2 separate regions of the Homo sapiens genome follow, and region 2 is linked to region 1. The links are chromatin contacts, found by Hi-C in ENCODE. All regions are on one chromosome and are shown on one strand. The core of a region is the stretch at or near the end of the contact, and the rest is flanking DNA. Distances in the headings are between cores, read along the strand shown.

Region 1 (2,700 bases), core at 137-2,636:
TTTGCTGATAATCCCATCTCCTTGCCCTGTAAATGCTAGGGGGCCCTTGATTTGGGGAGGAAGGGAAGGCTGAAGCCGGTCCCGGCACCCTGAGAGCCCCAGGGCCCTCCAATGCCCCACTCCTTCTCCAGGTCTGCCCTGGCTTGCTCTGTCTCCCTAGGGCAGCTGGCTTTTGTCCCAGGGGAGCATGGGAACAGCTTGGGTGAGAATGGGGGAGGGGCTTCCCAGCAGGTTTCACCTCTCCCACCTGGCATAATTTCTACCCTGCACCCAGTGATGCCCAGGAGCCAGCACAAGAACCTCTGAGCTCTCCTGCCGGCTTTCCCCACTGTGGGGCCCACAGGATGGCTGGGTGTGCTGGGGAAACTGAGGGAGATGACTTGTGGGTGCCAGCACCATGGGACTTTGGGTGATCTTGGACCTATTCCTTCCTCCTTCTAGGTGCTTCCTGAGCTGGCGAAAAGGAGAGCTGGATGCTGGGATTCTATAAATTCGGCGGTGGATGTGAGTCTAGCTACAGCATGGACCCTGGCCAGCCCTGGAATCTGAGTTCAGAGATCTTTGAAAAAATGCCTTCCGATAACTGAGCACCTACTACATGCTGGACACTGCACCAGGAGATTTGTGTGCATTCCCTCATTGAATCTTACAACCACCCTCTGGGATGGTTTTTGCTATTAAGCCGATTTTATAGATGAGAATACTGAGGGCTAGAAAAGATAAGTACCTTGTCCAAGGTGACACGGCCAGTAAGCTGTGGAGTCTGGATTTGAACTAGGCTCTCTTGGAGTTTGGAGCCCGGTCTTTTCATTTCTGGCAGAGACCTGTGGCTTCAGGGGGCGGAGCCCAGCCCATGGGGGAAGTAAGTCCTTCCTGTTAGATCTGTCTGAGGAGTAGTGAGTTTCTCATCTAGGAAACCATCAGCAGGCCAGGCTGGACTGCCCCATTTCTAGCCCCCTTTCTTCTCTGCAGACTGCCCTGTTTCTAGCCCCTTTTCTTCTCTACCCTTTTCTGTAGAGTGCGTTAGACCCATTTTACAGAAGGGGACTCTGAGACCCTTTCTTCTCTGCGGGGCAGGGTATGTGGTTCAGACGAGCCGCTTCCATCCCCAGTTCTGTCCCTAAGCCCTGGGTGACCTCAGCATTGAGCATCGTCTCTGAGCCTCAGTTTCCTGTCTATATCTAGTGCCACCAGGCATCAGAAACGTAAGTGCTTCAAGGATCTTGGGTGAAAAGCCGCTTTAGCGGCGAGCATACACTAATTAATAAAATGCCTTGGCCGGGGCTGGGCAGAGGAAGTAAGCGGGCAGCCGAGGTGACAGCTGGAGGGAGGAGCGGGGGTGGAGCCGGGGGAAGGGTGGGGAGGGGATGGGCTGGAGCTCCGGGCAGTGTGCGAGGCGCACGCACAGGAGCCTGCACTCTGCGTCCCGCACCCCAGCAGCCGCGCCATGAGCCGTGAGTGCGACCCCGGTGCCCGGTGGGGAATTTTCTTGGCCTCCTGGTGGAGCCTTGAATGCCAGGCTCAGCCCCTCATCTCTCTCCTCTGCAGGGAGTCTCTTGCTCTGGTTCTTGCTGTTCCTGCTCCTGCTCCCGCCGCTCCCCGTCCTGCTCGCGGACCCAGGGGCGCCCACGCCAGGTAGGCGGCCCCATCCCTCCCCAAGGGAATCCCCGGTCTTGCGCCCCTGGCCTGGTTTCAACCCCCTCCTTTCCCCTCCAGCGGGCCCAGCTTCCCCTTTCTGCTCGCGGTGCTGAGAAAGACTGAGGCTGAGTCTTTTGGTGGGATGGGGGCTCCCTGAAGCCCCCCCGGCGGTGTGGCCTTGGCTAATGGGCTATCTAGTTCTTTCAGGGGAAACAGCAGACTGGGATCTGGTGCCAACTTGGGGAGAAGGGACAGTCCCTATCCATCCCCCTCACCTGTTCTGGGCCCCAGATGTCTAAGCAGCCTCTGCACCCAACAACCCCGCTGTTTCCTATAGGGGCCTCTTTGGGAGGAAGCCGCAGGCACCAAGGGAAATGAGTTCCCTTTCTCCAGCCTCTAACCGTCTGGGAACCCATCCTGATTCCCATTGCCAGTGGAGAAGGTCTCCCCTGGTGAAGACTTCGGGAGAACATGGGAGATGGAAATACATTTAGGAGCCGGGATGCTTCATCTGGGGTTTAAGAGATCCCCATTGAGCAAATGAGGAAACCGAGGCTCAGTAGGTGCCATGATTCCCCAAGCTCACAAAATACATGGTGGGCCCAGGATCTGAACTCAGGTCTGTCTGCGTCCACACACTTCGCAAGGTCTTTCCACAGAAAGCTGCTTCTACCCACAATGGACCCGGAGCCACTCTGGGTTTCATGGGGGAGGTTGATGGGGAAATTCCGCCCTTCCCTCCCCCATGCATGTGCCAGGTTCCAGGTGAAGGAATTCAGCTCCTCGCTCAGCCAACCTTCCTCCCCCAGCTCGCTGCTTGTGTGTGTGCGTGTGTGTGAGCATGTGTCCCAGTTGGATATAGTTTCCTCCACCACCTAGCTGTGTAAAATCTCTAAAATGAGGCCCAGAGAGGGCAGGAGGGAGCAGAGGGAGTCCGCACTTTCTGCTGTGATGCTCTAAGGATCTGGTGCGTGGGGGAAAGAGGAAAGATATGTACATGGATTTTGGATCAGACCAAGTTTCCTGAAACGGGCTTTGGGTGGGTGGCATTTAGGGGACCCA
Region 2 (2,700 bases), core at 178-2,677, 84 kb before region 1:
AGTTGTTTGAATACCCAAACGGGTCCCATCTAAGAAAAACAATACTGGAGATGCAGTGATTGGTGCTTGGCCAGCGTGAAAAGGCTCTGGTGAGCTGGAGAGCCTGTACCTTGTGTGAGTGGAATGCCTCTGCCCAGCTCCTGCTGATCATTGCCAGGCACAATGTAGGCCTGGTAATCAGTGTTACCTGATACTACGATTTTTATTTCCAGAAGAAGCTAGTAACACAAATTTTTATGTGACATCTTTATTCTGTAAATGTTGATGACTAATTGAGTTTTTTTTTTAAAGACTATGAAGCAAATAAAACAATACTTTAATGGGCCAAATGTGGCCTGAGGGCCACCAATTTGTGACCTCTGCATTAGTATTTGGAGCAGACCCTCCAGGAAGTCCTTTTATACTAGACTGACCATTGCAGAATATTGCATGGAGCACAGTGCTTCCAAAACTGGAAGGTGGGTTGTATTAGGTCATTGCATCTTTGAAGCTTTATGATTTTAAGTGTAGTTGAAGAAGGTAATTGGGCTTTTTGTTATTGGTCCACTAGGAATTGGCCTGGATTAGGAGTCTTAGAGTACCTGGAATCCGGTCCCATCTCTACCACCAACTGGCTGTTTGACCTTGGGCAAGTTGCTTCACTCTCTGGGCCTCCATTTCCTCATCTGCTAATATAAGGTGAAGGAATCCTCCTGTTCTTATTGTCTATTTCAGTAGTTGTATTCCAAAGTCATAGACCAAGGTTGGACCTGTTGTATTTGACAAACTAGGCTAGAGATAGGAGAAAGGGAAAGCCCTTGCTGTGAACACACTGTTTCAAATCAAAGGGCTCTGATAGCTAATGGGCCAGGCACACCTGTGGGTGTGCTGTTACCACTCCCCTACTCCATTCTCCATACTATAACCAGAATGAGTTTTTGAAAAATATATATTGTGCCAGGCGTGGTGGCTCATGCCTGTAATCCCAGCACTTTGGGAGGTTAAGGTTAGAGGATCACTTGAAGCCAGGAGTTCAAGACCAGCCAGGGCAACATAGTGAAACCCTGGCTCTACAAAAATTTCAAAAATAAAAAAATTAGTGAGGTGTGATGGCACACACCTGTAGTGCTAGCTACTCAGGAAACTGCAGTGGAAGGACCGCTTGAGTCCGGGAGTTTGAAGCTGCAGTGAGCTATGATCATGCCACTGCACTGCAGCCTGGGTGACAGAGCAAGACCTTGTATCTTAAATAAACAAGGAAAAAAAAATATATGTATAAAAGATTTTGTCAGTTGTCATTCCCATGCTTTGCCTTTATTGGTGGCTTCTAGCAATCTTTAAGAAACAGTCCAAAATCCTCACTGTGGCCAAGAAACAGTCCAAAATCTTCATTATGGCCTAGATGGCTTTGCTTGATCTTGCCTCTGTTTTTTCAGTTTTGCCAGTCTTGTGCCACTGTCATCCTTGTACAATGCTTTAGCCACATTGGTCTTTCAGTTCCTCAAACACACCAAACCCTTTGCATCCTTAGAGCCTTTGCATATCCTGTTCCCATTGCATGGAACACTGTTGCATGGCTAATTGCTACTTATATTTTGGATCATGGCTTAAACGTCACTTTCTTAAGGAAGCCTTTCCTGACCTCTCCAATCTAAATTATTCTTCCACACTAAGTTCTCCTATACAGCACAATTCTTTTTCTTTATTGCACTTATTACTAGTGTACATTTGTGTACACATTTATTTTTCATCTCACTTTTACTAGAGTGTAAGCTTGGAATGTAGGAATGTCTAATTTGCTCATTGTGTCCAACACCAAACAGTGCCTGGCACATGGCACCATTTGGTAAATTTTCCTTGAATGGATGAATACCTGTTATTAGGTTGATAAAAGGGAGGCACTCATTTCTGATGTTAGTGAGGAACAGAGAAATTGATGAAAAGGGAACTGTCAACTGTTTCTCTTTCTGGGCCCCTCTGAACCACTGAGGCCTCTCCTCCTTGTTCATCTAATCCCGTAGGCACTGTGGGCCAATTTAGGGAATAGCCTCCTAATTACACAGCTTGAAGACCTCATCAGGCAGATTGCTTTTCAGAGCCAGCCACTTCTTTTATTAAATAGCAAATGGCATTCACAGAAGAAGCACCTGATTGGCCACCAGAGCATCTTATGAAGCAGGAGGAGATATTAACAGCTTAATTTTTTCTTAGGAAGTTGGGGTATATCTTCATTTTTCAACTCAGACATCTTTGCCATTTGTTCAAGTTGAAATTCCATGGGTTTTGAAAAAATCCTTACAAGTATATCAGTAGAGAGGTTCATTTACAGGAACAGAATGAGGAAGTGTGAGTTACATTGTCTTTTGAATTCCTTTATCTCGTCTGTTGTATATATTAAACAAATAGCTCTAACTAAAGATTTCCTTCCTCCAGCTTCGAAGCTGACCGTAGAGTACCCAGGTTCATAGCTTTAAAATGCTGAGCTAATCCTGTGTTTATGTAATTTCTGTTTCACATACAGTTGGCTTTCTTTCCAAACCTGAGCATTTCCGTGTCATGCTGTAGTGACACGATGCAGATTTACATGCATGATCTTTTTGAATGCATTGAAGACAGAAAACTGTGTTGCATTTGTTTAACATGTGTCCTGCTTGATAAATGATACACATAGTTGCTGCCTTCCATAAACTTGCCTGCAGCTAGAGTTAATGATGGGAAAGA

Evidence for each region. Hi-C counts contacts between places; a loop is a spot of excess contacts on that map. Pooled maps may share reads with other maps.
Region 2: a pooled map shows a loop between it and region 1 (2.1-fold over the local background). The contact joins the enhancer-like site here to the promoter of PTGS1 in region 1. A Hi-C loop is called at or near these places in 1 of 50 pooled maps.

What each region holds. Positions count from the first base shown.
Region 1 is chr9:122,369,638-122,372,337 of GRCh38, forward strand. It overlaps PTGS1 (prostaglandin-endoperoxide synthase 1), which reads left to right and starts at 1,387. Exons shown (of 11, transcript NM_000962.4): 1 at 1,387-1,454; 2 at 1,549-1,635. The coding sequence starts at 1,448.
Region 2 is chr9:122,285,489-122,288,188 of GRCh38, forward strand. All of the region lies in intron 4 of MRRF (mitochondrial ribosome recycling factor), which reads left to right. Among named protein-coding and RNA genes, the nearest start is that of MRRF, 22 kb to the left of the region's middle. Within about 2 kb of position 1,428, at least 2 of the 41 ENCODE cell types and tissues checked have a DNase peak (open chromatin) inside an H3K27ac peak, as active enhancers do.